2 separate regions of the Homo sapiens genome follow, and region 1 is linked to region 2. A link is a loop called in an ENCODE intact Hi-C map of the cell type or tissue named here. Cell type or tissue: IMR-90. All regions are shown on one strand.

Region 1 (8,000 bases), 76 kb after region 2:
TCATCCCAAAGTGTTTCATAATTCCCCTTGTGTTATGGGTTAAATTGTGTACCCCCTACGCCAAATGCCTATGTTGAAGTCTTAAGTCCCTGTGTCTAAAGTGTGACTTTATTGGGAAATCGGGTCATTGCAGATGTAATTAGTTAAAATAAGGTCACAGTGGAGTAGGGCGGGCCAGGCCTCCAATATGACTAGTGTGCTTATAAAATGGAGAATTTTGGACAGACATGAATACAGGGAAAACGGTGATTGGAGTTATTTAGCCATAAGTCAAAAAACTACCAGAAGCTGGGCAAGAGACGGTCTTGGACAGTCTTTTGAGAAAGTCTGCACTGTATCTTGGATCAACGTACAGAAGGGTTCTATGTACTATTGGCTCTGAAACAGTGAAGGGTCTGAGATGTTACCCTACTTGCACAGTCACAAAAACACAGACACACACACACACACATATGCACACATGCAGAAACACTAGAACTGTGGATCAGAGGAAATGCCCATTTATTTACTTACAGAACTTCTTAGTAGCAGTTCTTAGAAGGTACATTCTAAAGTATTTAGGTTAAAAATATCATAATGTCTACAATACATTTTTTGTAATAGCCGTATAAGATGCAATTCACCCATTTAAACTAGAATAGATCCTTCCCTAGCATCTGTAGAGGGAGAATGGCCTGGCTAACACCTTGTTCTTGAACTTCCAGACTCCGGAACTGTGAGATAATAATGTTTTTTAACTACTCAGTTTGTAGCACTTTGTTATGACAGCTCTAAGAAACTAATACTTTCTCTGATTTTTCTTCGACACATTCATTTTTATATAGGAGTGTGTTGTTTAAGTCCATGTATTTGTGAGTTTCCCAAATTTCTCTCTGTCATTGTTTTCTAACTTGACTACATTTTAGTCTGACAACATACTCTTTTAATAATTTTATTCGTTTTAAATTTACTGAGGCTTGTTTTATAACCTAGCATATGGTCTATTCTGGAGAATGAGAAGAATGTGTATTCTGCAGTTGTTGGTTGTAGTCTACAGATGAGCATTGATCTATTTGGTTTATATTGTTGTTCAAGTATCTATCTCCTTGTTTACCTCGTGCCTAGTTCTTTTTCTTTTCCTTTTTTTTTCGAGATGGAATTTCACTTTTGTTGCCCAGGATGGAGTGCAATGGTGGCTCACTGCAACCTCTGCCTCCTGGGTTCAAGCGATTCTCCTGCCTCAGCTTCCTGAGTAGCTGGGATTACAGGTATACACCACCATGCCCAGCTAATTTTTGTATTATTAGATGTAGAGACGTGATTTCACCATGTTGGCCAGGCTGGTCTTGAACTCCTGACCTCAGGTGATCCACCCACCTTGGCCTCCCAAAGTGCTGGGATTACAGGTGTGAGCCACCGCGCCCAGCCTACCTTCTGCCTAGTTCTGTCCATTATTGAAAGTGGGGCATTGAAGACTCCAAATAGTATTATTCAATTGTCAATTTCTTCCTGTCTTAGTTCAAGCTGTTATAACAACGTATTATAGACTGGATGACTTATAAACAACAGAAATTTATTTCTTACAGTTATGGAGGTTGGAAATAGAAATCAGGGGCCAGCAGGTCAAGCTCTGGATAGGGGCCTTTCCAGACTGCAGACAACTAACTTCTTGTTGTTTTCCTCAATGGCAGGAAAAGAGCAAACTAGCTCTCTGAATTGTCTTTTACTAGGGCTCAAATCCTATTCATGAGGGTTCCACCCTCATTACCTAAGTTAGGGCCCAAAGGCCCCAACTCCTAATACCATCACATTTTGGAGTTTGGAGTTTCAGCATATGAGTTATGGGGGACACAAGCATTCAGTCCATAACAGCCTTCATTTCTCTCAGTTTTTGCTTTATGTATTTTGGGGCTCTCTTGTTAGGTATATATGTTTGTAATTATTATATCTTCCTGATGGATTGACATTTTTATTATTATAAAATGTTCCTCTTTATCTCTAATAGCATTTTCTGTTTTAAAGTCTATTTTGTCTGATAGTAGTTCAGCCACTCCAGCTTTTTTATGGTTGCTTTTTAAATGGTTTTCTGTCTTTTACATATTTTTCTATCTATTTGCATATTTTCCCTATCTCTTTTAGTTTCAGTGTATTTGTATCTTTGAGTCTAAAGTGTGTTTCTTATAGACAGCATATATTTGGATCTTTTAAAAAAAGTTTAGCCCAACAATTTCTGATTTTTGATTAAGTTGTTTAGTTCATTTATATGTAATATTATTGATATCGTTGGGTTTATGTCTGCCATTTTACTTTTTGTTTTCTGTGTCTCATGTCTTTTTTGTTCTTTATTTTCTTTATCCCTCCTTTACTGCTTTATTTTACAGTAAGCAAACATTTGCTTGTGTTACGATTTAATTCCTCTAATGACTTTTTTCACTATGTTAAGCTATTTTCTTAGTGATTGGTCTAGGCCTTCTGATATATTGGTTAACTAGTCAAGAGTTACTTCAGATTCTACATGAGACTTATACTAACTTAATTTCAATTAGATATATAAATGTCACTTCTGTATGGCTCCATTCTCTTTCCCACCCTTCTGTGCTATTATTGTTATACATATTGCATCTATAAATGTTACAAACCCAACAATACATTGCTATAATTATGTAATTATAACATTTAATTATATGTATCTAATTTTTTTCTGTTTTTACTTTAAATTTTATGTATTTTAAAGAAGCTGAGAGAAGAAGGCAAGTATATATTCATAGCATCTGTTATATTAATCTACCAATTGACCATTTCTAGTTCTCTTCATTTGTTCTTGTGGATTTGAATTACCCATCTGGTGTCAATTCTTGACTCCAATATTCCCACTCACATCTTTAGTGCTGTTGTTGGCAAATACAGACTCCTTAACTTATAATGGAGTTGTGTCCCAAGAAACCCATTGTAAGTTGAAAATGAATTTTATACACCTAACCTACCAGACATCAAAGCTTAGTCTAGCCTGCCTGAAACATGTTCAGAACACCTACATTAGCCTATAGTTGGGCAAAATCATACAACACAAAGCCTATTTTATAATAAACTGTTGCATAACTTATGGAATTTGTTAAATACTATACTGAAAGTGATAAACAGAATGGTTACATAGGTGCCATCATAAAGTTGAAATATTGTGGCCAGGCCCGGTTGTTCACACCTGTAATCCCAGCACTTTGGGAGGCTGAGGTGGGTGCAGAAAAGCATTTGGTCAAGATCCATTATATGATTTTTAAAAATTTTAGCAAATTAGGAATTGAAATAATCTCCTTAATTCAAGAAAGGGTATTTTAAAAATTGAAACAAACACCACGTTTAATGGCGCAGCATTAAGAGCTTTCCCTGTGAGACTGGGAAACAGACAAAAATGCCGATTATCACCTTTCCTATTCAACAGTGTTCTGTAGGTCTTAGCCAATGCAACAAGGGAAGATGAAAAAAATAGAAATACACAATTTGGAAAGGAAAATATGAAACTGTCATTATTTGCAGACAATATGATTTTTATATGTAGAATATCTATAAGAATGTACAGATATACTGTTAGAATTAATAAGTACATTTATTAATATTGGATCCAAGGTCAATTAAAAAATAAATGGTATTTTATATATCCCAAACCAATAAAACTAATTTACAAGTTATAATTTATAATATCATCAAAAAGGAAATATTTGGAAATACATCTAAAATGTTCAAGACATATGTAAAAATCTATTGAAAATATATCACTAAATTAAATTATTAATAATTAAACACAAATGAAAACTAAATAAATTGAAGGAAATACTAGACCTATAGATTTACTGTTTATTGATGTACTTTTTTTTATAGATTATAAGACTCAATATTGCAAAATGTTAATTCTTCCGTCTAACTTATAGATTCTAAACAATTTGAATTAAAAGCCCCACAATTTTCATTGCAATTTACAAGCTGACTCTAAAATGTATGTGGACATGCAAAAGACCAAAAACAGCCAAACCCAAGAATGAGAGGAAATTATTCTACCCTATAGAAAGACCTATAACGATACAGTAATTTTTAAAATTACAGTAATTGCACTAAGTGTGGGATTGGTACAAATGGATAAATAGACCAGTGGAACATAATAGAGAGTCTGGAAACAGAGCAACACATATACGGACACTTGAATTTTATAAATGCAGAGACCTGGTGGAAAAACAGTCATTTCAATAATGGGTGCTAAATTGATTGGTTATCTACTTTAAGAATAAAAGAAAACTTCACTCTTACTTTACGCTATACACAGAAATCAATTCTAGGTGGACTGTGCAATGTGAAAAGTAAAATGATAAAAAGCTTTTAGAAAATAACATAGGAGCATTTCCTCATGACCTGTGGGTAAGAAAGTTTTTTTGGACAGAAAAGGCGATAACATTAAGTCAGATTGATAAATCGGACAACCTAATAATAAGACTTTCTGTTCATCAAAATATCTATTGAGGGAGTTTTTAAAGCTACAGAAAGGGAAAATATGTGGAATGCATATTGCTAACGAAGAAATTGTTTCCAGAATTTACATAGAATTCCTGCAAATCAAAAAGAAAAAGATAAACAACACACTAGAAAAGTGGGCACAATTTTCTATTAGGCTATTCACAAAAGAAGATATTTAAGGGGCCAAAAAATGTAGGAAAAGATATTCAACCTTATAAGTTTTCAGGGAATTGCAAATTTTAAAAGCACAATGGGATACAACCCACTGAAATGGCCAAACTTAAAAAGGCTGATGCTACCAAGGAATAGGAAGAGATATGAGCAACTATAATTCCCAAAAATGCCTGGTGGTAATGTAAATTGGTGCAACTTCTTTGTAAGACTGGCATTATCTATTAAAATTGAATATATGTATGTACTCTGTAACCAAACAATTTCACTCCTAGCTATGGAACCAACAGCAAAGCATACCCCCGTGTGTCAAAAGACACGAACAATAATGTTCTTATAACATTAGTCAGCCAAAACTAGAAACAACCAAAGCCCATCAGATATAAAATGGATACATAAATTGTGAGTGTGTTCATCTGGTTATAATTCATCAAGCTGAACACTTTATGATTTTCTATATAGTGCACATTGCTATACTTCATGTATACTTCATATGCTATACATCAATTAAGTGGGTTGTTGCATTTTTTTAAACCTGGTCTGGGGAACTGAGCAGAGTTTCAGCTGAAAGACACAAATCAGTATCATTTCAGGTCAAGTGATCAAAGCCTCTACCAATTTCACCGCATGGAAACTTAAAAAAATTTAAGACTTTTTTTTTTTTTAAGGAGGAAACAAACTCTTTTAAAGTCTGAGCCTGCATGCCGAAAGCTATGAAATGATGACAAATGATGACGTAGATCTTTGTCTATGCTCTAACATTCGGACATGATATACGATGATATTTCAATGATATTATCAATGATAACTGGGAAATATCTCAGATGAGGTTTCTGACCCTCCTTACTCATTGCTTGAACTCTTGGTTACTTTTCATATTTGCAAATTACTGCTAAGCACATACTAGCATTAAGTACATCAACATTCCTCAGAACAAATGTTAGAGCGAATACAAAACCTGTCCTCTTACCTAAAGCATATGGTTTTAACAACAACAGTGATGATTTTTCATGTACCAGAGATGAACAGTTTGGCTTCTGTCTTTTTAATGAATTCAATCTGTTCTTAGTCCCAGGCTTGTAGTATGCCTCTTTCTTTCTGAATGGCTCTCAAAAATGAAATGACAATCTGTAGATGCTTCCCTTTACCACCAAGGGTACTCATGTTTTGGAAGACATGGGAACAGATGAAAGTATTTGGTTCTAGGAATGGAAATTACAGATGGATAGAATCCCATTACAATGAGCTTCATTGGCATTTTCTGTTGAGCAATTAGCCCTTGCCTAAGTGGAAAGGCTTTCCACCACATTCTGAAGGGAGCAAGGCAAAGTGGGATTTTATTTATTCCAGAAAAAAAATTTCATATTTCCAGCCTCTTTTTCAGATAGATGTGTTCCTTTTCCAGACAAGACGCTTTTTCACGTCTAAGGCTAAGGGTGTGTGTGTGTGTGTGTGTGTGAGAGAGTGTGTGTGTGTGAGAGTGTGTGTGAGTGTGTGAGTGTGAGTGTGTGAGTGTGACAGAGAGCGTGTGTGCGTGTGAGTGTGTGAGAGAGTGTGTGCGTGTGAGTGTGTGAGAGAGTGAGTGTGTGTGAATGTGTGAGAGTGTGTGAGAGTGTGAGTGTGTGTGAGTGTGAGAGAGTGTGTGACAGAGCGTGTGCACGTGTGAGAGTGTGTGCGTGTGAGGGAGTGTGTGAGTGTGTGTGCGTGTGAGAGAGAGTGTGAGAGTGTGTGAGAGTGTGTGAGTGTGACAGAGTGTGCGTATGAGAGTGTGTGAGAGTGTGTGTGTGAGAGTGTGTGCGTGTGAGAGTGTGTGAGAGAGTGTGTGAGAGTGTGTGTGAGAGTGTGTGCGTGTGTGTGTGAGAGTGTGTGTGAGAGAGAGTGTGTGTGTGTGTGTGAGAGAGAGTGTGTGTGTGTGTGTGTGTGTGTCTGTGTCTGTGCCTACACAATATGTATTCCCGAACCTGGGCCTGGAGTATAAATTAGATATTTATTAGGGATTCTTATTTATACTTCATTACTTTGTTTAACAAATGTTTTAAAAGTCCAATTAATTTAATCTAATTTTTAATACAGCAGAAGCTGCATGCCATAAGATTGCATGACAAAGTGCTATAAATGATATAATTCATTTGAAGCAAGATTTTGTAAACACATGCACAATAAAAATCGCCAGGTGTCTCTTATTTTGTAGATGTTGTCATTAGTCAAAAGTAAGCAACATGCAAGTAAAAATACAAAAAAAGACATGTTATAAAATAGTCCACAATATTGACGGCACACCTCCTTTTGGTGGATGCTCTCAGACCTTTTAGAATAAAACATACTGAAATACCACCAGTTATTCTGTGTTCCTCTGTTCACAAAGATTCTGGGCTTGGCCAAGCTTTGCTCAAGAGCCTTTTCCTAGGCCCATCTGTGTACTTCCTTGTAAAATCCAGTTTTAGAAAAAGAGCCCTTCTAAGTAAAGTTAGCCAAAACCTCCCACCCTCCGTATCTGATCATCCTTGATATCTGATCGGGTTCCTCATCCTCCATCAGCCCCCAGATGATGTCTGATTGCCCTGGCTTGCCTTCTGCAAGAATCCTATTAGGTCAGGTTAGCCAGAATCCCCCTTACCCTGACATTTCCTCTTAGTAATTTTCTATCCACTGACCACCCCCCACCATTCCTTGGCCAAAAGTTCACTTGCCCACGCTATGTTCAGAGTCGAGGCCAATTTCTCCCCACCATAGCAAGACTCCATTGTAGCGGTCCCAAGACGATCACAATGGTCCTGAATAAAGTCTGCCTTATGGCACTTTAAGAGGCATCATTGGATAATTTTTCTTTAACACTATCATTAGTTTTACTTAGTCCTTAAAAGGCAATCTACTACTACTCAGAAGCCCAAAGAACACATGGTTTATTTTCTATTATTGATATAATCTTGTTCTCAAACTTCCAGTCTGTGTATGTAGGATGCTTGTGGGAGGAGGAGAAACGGCTTGCCAAGTAAAGCTATCTCTTCTGGTTTGAATACTCTAGTCCAGGTAAATGTTCGGGTGTTCCAAGGTTTTCCCCTTTCCCTTCTCTTCCCTAAGACAGTGTTTGGATATAGATGCTTAGTGAGGGCCGTCTCAGGGTGGTGAGGAGATGGGGGCCTCAGGTCCCCAAGCCCAGCTCCTTGTGCTGCCTTCTGGATGATTGCTTGCCTCATTGTTGATGTCTCTAGTTACCTGCTCCCTGTGCACAGATGGCACTCACTGGTGACACTTGTGGCTCATGAATTTGTGGTCTATTATTTTGGCTGACCAGGGCCAATAGACACCCCTCGCTTTGAGTCCTATCAGCTCTGGCTGGCATTTCT
Region 2 (8,000 bases):
CAAGGAATTAATAGAAAGCATAAGTTGATGAAATGATAGAGAAGATTGTAAAGCCTAAAGCTGATTGACTGTAAAAACAAATAAAATGGAATGACTTGCAAGCAAGATTGAGTAGAAAAAATGAGATAAAGCACACACACAAATACACTAGGACTAAAATGAGTCATTGCAAAGAGGGAATAGAGGTTTTGAAAACCCTACGAGAATGCTGTTCACAACTTAATGACAATTGAAAAAAAAAGATAAAATGGACATTTTCCTAAAATAAATGTAACATATCAAAAGAGACTTGAACAGAAAACTTGCATACATCAATAATCATGCTTCCATGATTTTATCAGCAGTTAAAAATCAAACCATCAAAAACGCAATCTTACAAAGAAATGTTACATGTATAACAAATGGTTTTCTGAATAATCTAATAACTTTTTAAACAGAAAAAGAGGAATGTTTCCCAACTTATCTTATGAACACATATAATTTTGAACAGAACAATACAAAAATAAATTATAAGCCAATTTCATTTGTGGATATAGTTACAAAATCCTAAATAAATTTTGGCCAACATAGTTCTAGCAATATATAAATAAGAATATATCATGAACAAGTTGGATTTATCTCAGAGTGCAAAGATAGTTTAAAATCAGAAAATTTTGCCCTCTCCCTCTCCCCACGGTCTCCCTCTCCCTCTCCCTCTCTTTCTACGGTCTCCCTCTCCCTTTCTTTCTACGGTCTCCCTCTCCCTCTCTTTCCACGGTCTCCCTCTGATGCCCAGCCGAAGCTGGACTGTACTGCTGCCATCTCGGCTCACTGCAACCTCCCTGCCTGATTCTCCTGCCTCAGCCTGCCGAGTGCCTGCGATTGCAGGCGCGCGCCACCACACCTGACTGGTTTTCGTATTTTTTTGGTGGAGACGGGGTTTTGCTGTGTTGGCCAGGCTGGTCTCCAGCTCCTAACCGCGAGTGATCCGCCAGCCTCGGCCTCCCGAGGTGCCGGGATTGCAGACGGAGTCTTGTTCACTCAGTGCTCAATGGTGCCCAGGCTGGAGTGCAGTGGCGTGATCTCGGCTCGCTACAACCTCCACCTCCCAGCCGCCTGCCTTGGCCTCCCAAAGTGCCGAGATTGCAGCCTCTGCCTGGCTGCCACCCCCTCTGGGAAGTGAGGAGCGTCTCTGCCTGGCCCCCCATCGTCTGGGATGTGAGGAGCCCCTCTGCCTGGCTGCCCAGTCTGGAAAGTGAGGAGCGTCTCTGCTCGGCCGCCATCCCATCTAGGAAGTGAGGAGCGCCTCTTCCCAGCCGCCATCCCATCTAGGAAGTGAGGAGCGTCTCTGCCTGGCCGCCCATCGTCTGAGATGTGGGGAGCGCCTCTGCCCCGCCACCCCGTCTGGGATATGAGGAGCGCCTCTGCCCGGCCGCGACCCCGTCTGGGAGGTGAGGAGCGTCTCTGCCCGGCCGCCCCGTCTGAGAAGTGAGGAGACCCTCTGCCTGGCAACCGCCCCGTCTGAGAAGTGAGGAGCCCCTCCGCCCGGCAGCTGCCCCGTCTGAGAAGTGAGGAGCCCCTCCGCCCGGCAGCCACCCCGTCTGGGAAGTGAGGAGCGTCTCCGCCCGGCAGCCGCCCCGTCCGGGAGGGAGGTGGGGGGGTCAGCCCCCCGCCCGGCCAGCCACCCCATTCTGGAGGTGAGGGGCGCCTCTGCCCGGCCGCCCCTACTGGGAAGTGAGGAGCCCCTCTGCCTGGCCACCACCCCGTCTGGGAGGTGTACCCAACAGCTCATTGAGAACGGGCCATGATGACAATGGCGGTTTTGTGGAATAGAAAGGGGGGAAAGGTGGGGAAAAGATTGAGAAATCGGATGGTTGCCGTGTCTGTGTAGAAAGAGGTAGACATGGGAGACTTTTCAGTTTGTTCTGTACTAAGAAAAATTCTTCTGCCTTGGGATCCTGTTGATCTGTGACCTTACCTCCAACCCTGTGCTCTCTGAAACATGTGCTGTGTCCACTCAGGGTTAAATGGATTAAGGGCGGTGCAAGATGTGCTTTGTTAAACAGATGCTTGAAGGCAGCATGCTCGTTAAGAGTCATCACCACTCCCTAATCTCAAGTACCCAGGGACACAAACACTGCGGAAGGCCGCAGGGTCCTCTGCCTAGGAAAACCAGAGACCTTTGTTCACTTGTTTACCTGCTGACCTTCCCTCCACTATTGTCGTATGACCCTGCCAAATCCCCCTCTGCGAGAAACACCCAAGAATGATCAATAAAAAAAATAAAATAAAATAAAATCAGAAAATTTTGTTTATTTTGTCATACCAACAAATTGAGAAAAAATGGGAGCATCATGGGAAATACAGAAATAGCTCTTGATAAAATTCAACATCACTTCATGATAACATTTTGTTTTTACCAAAACAGGAGTAGAAGAGGACTTTCTTAACCTATTTTTTATTTCCCAAGAAAACAAAAACCTGAAACAAATTTGGCAAAATTTCAGATAAAGCCGAATAGTGGGCCCACAGGTGTTTGTAATATAATTCTCTGAACTTGTTTTTTTGTTTGTTTGTTTGTTTTTGGATCACCTGGATGTTAAATGAAAAAATAATTGAAATAATGGAGGAAGTGATAATGTAGAAAATTCATAAAATGAGACACTGATGAAAGGACAGAAAATAAATGATACCAAAAAATTAAGTGAAAGGGAATAAGATGACTATTGTTCATACCACATTTTACATGGTTAGACAATAAATATATGAAGGGTTCAAAGAAACGGACAATAGCAAAGAAGAGATGAAAATTTACAAGAAATAGAGAAAGAAATGAGAACAAAAGAAGGCAATCTAAATGAAAAGTAGAATGAAACAAAAAGGCAATTTGAAGCTAATAGAATAGATTTTTGGAAACAAGGGGTGTTAATTTAAAAACGAAGAGGAGGAGGAGAAAAGAGACAACCCTCTTCCCAGTTCTGATAATATATTAAGCAAAACACTTCTTTTCAGGGTCAAGGGTTTCTTTCCCTCACCTGTAGTAGAGAACAAATTGCTACGCTCAAGTCATTTTTTTTTTTTTGGATGTTGAAATGACTGGTGTGTAATATTTTTTAAAGCCTTCATTTTTGGTCAGCGTAAGTTTCCTTTAATTATTTTTCCATTTCTAGTTGAATTTCATTTTGAGGCTTACCATATCAAAGTGAGTATAAAGTTCTACAATTTAGTCATTGTGGATTTCATGTCATTTATGATGAAAATGGAAATGTGTAGTTTACTTGAGAAAATTGTCTTCTTCTGTAACATCTGACTCTTCATCCTCATTATCATCTGCTTGCTGATCCTTTCTTAGTTGGTAGTGGATACCTGTCCTGTTCCAGATACACACTTAGCTGACATGATCTCTGGTGAGGTGACTTTGAATTTGCTCTTACCATATCTAAACGAGATGAATAATCTGGTGCATACAGGGAATTTAGGAAAACATGTAAATCTAAATCTTCATGCTTATCAATCTTTTGTATATTCTGGTAGGCAGCTGTGTAGACCTCTAAAGCTTTGCTGTGAAATAACATTTTGATTGTGATAAATTTGGAAAATATAGTCTTTATAGCCTTTATTTTCTGCCTTTCAAAGTTGTCAATAGTTTCCTCCAGATGATGACTTGTTCGGGTTGCATCCATTGCAGCTCTTTGTAATTCTGTGTCTGCCTTTGGTCCAAAGGAAGAAGGACCAAGCAATTGGCGCAGCCCCAAACCCCTGCTCCAGGGACTCCCTTCAGGAATGAGCCCCTCAGGCTCTCAAAGAGCCACTCCTCATGTGGTTTCTGGCTGAGCTGGGCAGTAACAACCTTAAAAAAACATTTTTTTTTTTTTGAGACAGAGTCTTGCACTGTCAGCCAGGCTGGAGTGTAATGGCGTGATCTTGGCTCACTGCAACCTCCACCACTGGATTCACACCATTCTCCTGCCTCAGCCTCCTGATTAGCTGGGATTACAGGCGCCCACCACCACGCCTGGCTAATTTTTTTTTTTTTTTTTTTTTGTATTTTTAGTAGAGATGGGATTTCACTATGTTGGCCAGACTGGTCTCGAACTTCTGACCTCGTGATCTGCCCGCCTCAGCCTCCCAAAGTGCTGGGATTACAGGCGTGAGCCACCATGCCTGGCCTAAAAAACGTTTTTTTTAAAGGTCGAAATTCAAAGGATACAATAACATGTCGATCAGATGAGGTGGGTTTCGCTGACCTGTTCCTTCTACCTGAGTTAATTGCTTAGCTTCTCGATTCCTTGCTGTGAATGTTGCTTTGGGGTCATCCCGTTTCATTTTTACAATGGTTACATAAGCTTTCCAGGGTTCAACTACTTTGGCTTCAAGTCTTTCAACCTCTGCTTGTCAATAATCCTGAAGTTTGGCAAACTCATCAGCAAAGTTCATCAGGCCCAGCCTTAGATGTGGGGCCTCTGTAGCGGCATATGAGTTGATTTCATTCATCCTCGGTCCACTTTGTCTCGCAGTCTGGCAGTTTTCCGCACATAGGCAGCAAAGACTTGGCACAGTTCTCCCAAATGCTTCTCCATATTTGAGACAGCTGCTTGCAGTTGCTTGGTTTGAGCGTTCCGGTTTTCCAGTGTGCATCTCAACATCTTGCCTGGCGCACAACCAGGGGACCCAGGGGAGCCAAAGCCGGGGACTCTAAGGTGCCTGGGTGCGCGCTGGGGTGCGAGCCGCCCTCACATCATGATTCTGTGGTTCTGTGATGACTGATGACCTCTTTGTGAAGTCAGAGAGCTGTCGGCCAGGCAACATCTCTAAGTGGGGATGGAGGCAGCCATCTGCTGGTTGTAATTTTGGGGCAAAAGAACAGATAGCTACACTGTCCCCAAAATATCACACGCATGGAAGGATGTTGGAAATTAATGTTGGTAAAAAGAAAGTATATGAAAATGTCTTTATAAATTATAACATGCTATATAAGTGGCATTACAGTGATCAAAGGTAAAGCAACACATATTATAAGGATAAGATAAAATTTGATTACATAAGCACCTTAGCAGGCCTTAGGACATAAGAGGCTTCATCCATTTCTTCCTCCTTCCTGAGTGCCTGCAGGAGATGAATGAGACACAGTTTCCGCTCCCACAGAGCTTGCAATCTTTTAGGGGCAACCGGGTACTTACGCATGACGCCAGGCAGACAGTGATGAGTGCCATGAGAGCAACGGCTGCCTCCTATAGGGACAGAAAACACTTTCTCTCTACTCTCTGAGTTTTCATAATTGACTCCAGGACAGTAGGCAGATGAACAGGAGAAAAAAACATGCACATTTATTACACGGATGGGAGCAGCACGAGAAACAAAAGTGAGTACCCAAAACCCAGTGAAATTGACAAGCTTATCTACTTCTTCATAAAGAAGAGGGGATCGGGCATGTAGGCTGCTTAGGGGAGAATAAGTGCTTTTTGGGGAAGACGAACAGGCGATAGCCTATGGCGATGTCTGTGAGTGGCCCGGACCCCCAGTCTCTTCTCCTATGATACAGTGAATCTTGTCTCTGGAGGAGAAACTGAGTTCCTTTTTAGATCTATCTTTAAGGAGACAAGGAAAGTTCAGGGACAGCCCCTCCCTGTGCTTAGGGGAGAAAGAGGAGCGAGACACAAGGGCAAGAGAAGGTCAGAGAGATCTTAGTGCTGAGGCCATTGCTGAAGCCTTCCAATCTCCTCCAGTTCAAAGTACTCTGCAGGCCAGAGCGCCATATGTTCAGGTAGCTTTTTCTGAGCCCCAGCAATGGTCGGCTGTGACATCCAGGAAGGCTCTGAAGAGGACGTGGCATTCACCTGGCTCTTGAAGGACAGGGAATACTTGAAAAGAAAAAGATAGACAAAGGACTCAGACAAAAGAAATAGTTCTCTTTCTCTCACGTAACACTTGGATAACTTTGCCAGTCATCCATCCCTGCCTTGAGGGAATTGAACAGAGAGCAGGCCAATTCGGAAGAAGAGATGAAAGTCTGTTGTGGAGAGCCCCTTAAGGGTCCTTGAACATGTAGGACCAGCCAGAGGATAACGGGGTGTGCAGGTGTCCATCTAAGCACCACAGCTTAGTTGGGAGCAATCTTGGAATTCCAAGCCTCAGATCCCCACAGCCCTTTCTTCTCATCCCGCCTCTGGCAATGCCTAAACAGGAAACAATCCAGGGGAGGCACCGGCCCAGCCCCTCCCACCCAGGGACAGGCGAGAGCTGGTGTGTCAGCCTGTATCTCCACACTGGTGCCCCTGCTCAGAGGAATTGATTTATTCATGTAAAACTATCTCCATAGCCCAAAGCAAGCTCATTTATTTATCAATAATTTGAAAAGGAAAGTAGAAATCTTTCATGGGACTACTTCAGAATATTTCATAATGTTACCTCCCAAAAACTGGGGCTTATTTGCCTGGTGAGTAACAAACGACTCTCCAGGAGAACTCAGATTTTGATCAATAGGCATTGTGTTACTTGGCACAAGTAAGACACACACGGGAAGTGTTCTCCAAAGCCGTATCTTCCCAAGGGAAAGTGACAGGAGGGTTTGATGGAGTGATAGAGAAGGGAGAGGTGCATCATGGCATGTGTATGGGGGGGGGGGTCCCAGTGGCCCAGACCCCCCCTCTACATGCCATGATGGGTCACAGGTTATGATAATAAAGCTATAGCTCCTCTAGGGGAGGAGGGCTTTAGCATGGCATGAAGAAACTTCACTGGGGTTCATCTATAAGTTGCTGGGGTCTGTCAGTTGCTGGTTCCAACCAGCAAGGCGACTGCATTCCACACAGGCTGCAGGGCAAGAGGCTGTAAAACAGGCTGCTTCCTCAGGTTGATTATTCATTTCCTAAAATCCCTGGAAACCCTGTCTGTCTGCTTACAAAAGTACAGTGAATCCTTCATTTATGTGATCAGAGTTCATAGTATCTCCAGTCTGCATGCTTCGGATGACCACTCTGAACAGTGATGTTGCTTATAGAGCCAAGGTACGGAGTTCTCCCAATCTGTGCTGCTTGGTCAATGATTGGCAGTAACTTCCCCCGCCAGGTTGATAGAGAACTGCAATGGGAAACTTGCCTTGAAGAACAGATTTCCCTAAGGGAATCAGTGCTAAAGAACTGGTACATTATGAACGTGTTCTTTAGCAAAGCTTGTAAAGTATTTCAGAGGCCAAGGTGTATCAGGGTGTCGACAGGTATGAAACATGTTAAAGGTCTTGAGTGGCTGATGGTCCAGATCTTGTTAGCATCTCTCCTTAGAAAGGCAAACTCAGGGCCCACCCTACACCTCGATTTCCAGGTGATGCATATGCAGGCTAAAGTTGAAGACGTCTTGGTTTAGATATCTTTGAGAGGAAGTCGTAAGTCACCCTCCTCAACCACCTAGGAATGTTTCCTAGGAGAAAGAAAGTTGAACATTGCTATTTTTTTTACTCTGATGTTAATGTTGATATCAAACAGGTCAAATATTAATAATTTTCCTTTAATATACTTGATTCTACTAGTTACACCATTTACTTATAATACCTAATGCAATGTAAACGTTATGTAAGTAGTTGTTACCCTGTATTGTTTAGGAAATAAGGCCAAGAAAAAAGTCTGTACATTTTCAGTACAGATGCAACCATCCATTTTTTTTTCTACATATTTTTGATCCCTGGTTGGTTGAATCCATGGATGCGGAACCCCCAGATACAGAGGGCCAACTGTATATTTAAATTTAAATTAAGCTCTAGTTTGCAATATTCACACTATGACAGTGTAGTAAAAATCAACACAAAGCTGGGTGCAGTGACTCACACCTGTAATCCCAGTACTTTGAGAGGCTGAGGTGGGAGGACCACTTGAGGCTGGGAGTTTGAGACCAGCCTGGGCAACATAGTGAGACCCCACTTTCCCCCACAAAAATCAACACAATACTTCTGATTGCATGATTGTTAAAAGTAAAGTAACACCTTAAAAAAGCCCCAGCTTATACTATGTAGCCGTAAAAAATGTTGA

What was found. Peaks named below come from ENCODE experiments on the same cell type or tissue, not always from the same donor. Only the 100,000 strongest peaks of a DNase experiment are listed, where the experiment ranks them.
Region 1: it touches region 2 in a loop (2.2-fold over the local background); 2 of 110 quality-filtered maps call a loop at or near these places.

What each region holds. Positions count from the first base shown.
Region 1 is chr4:182,958,716-182,966,715 of GRCh38, reverse strand. No RefSeq gene overlaps it. Among named protein-coding and RNA genes, the nearest start is that of DCTD, 45 kb to the right of the region's middle. In IMR-90, no CTCF peak of the experiment used is centred here; no DNase peak of the experiment used is centred here.
Region 2 is chr4:183,034,392-183,042,391 of GRCh38, reverse strand. It overlaps LOC112268472 (a long non-coding RNA gene), which reads right to left. Exons shown (of 3, transcript XR_002959823.2): 3 at 6,788-7,395. It overlaps LOC107986328 (a long non-coding RNA gene), which reads left to right and starts at 5,263. Exons shown (of 2, transcript XR_007058409.1): 1 at 5,263-5,341. It also overlaps the pseudogene CIBAR1P2. In IMR-90, no CTCF peak of the experiment used is centred here; no DNase peak of the experiment used is centred here; H3K27me3 peaks cover 2,450 bases.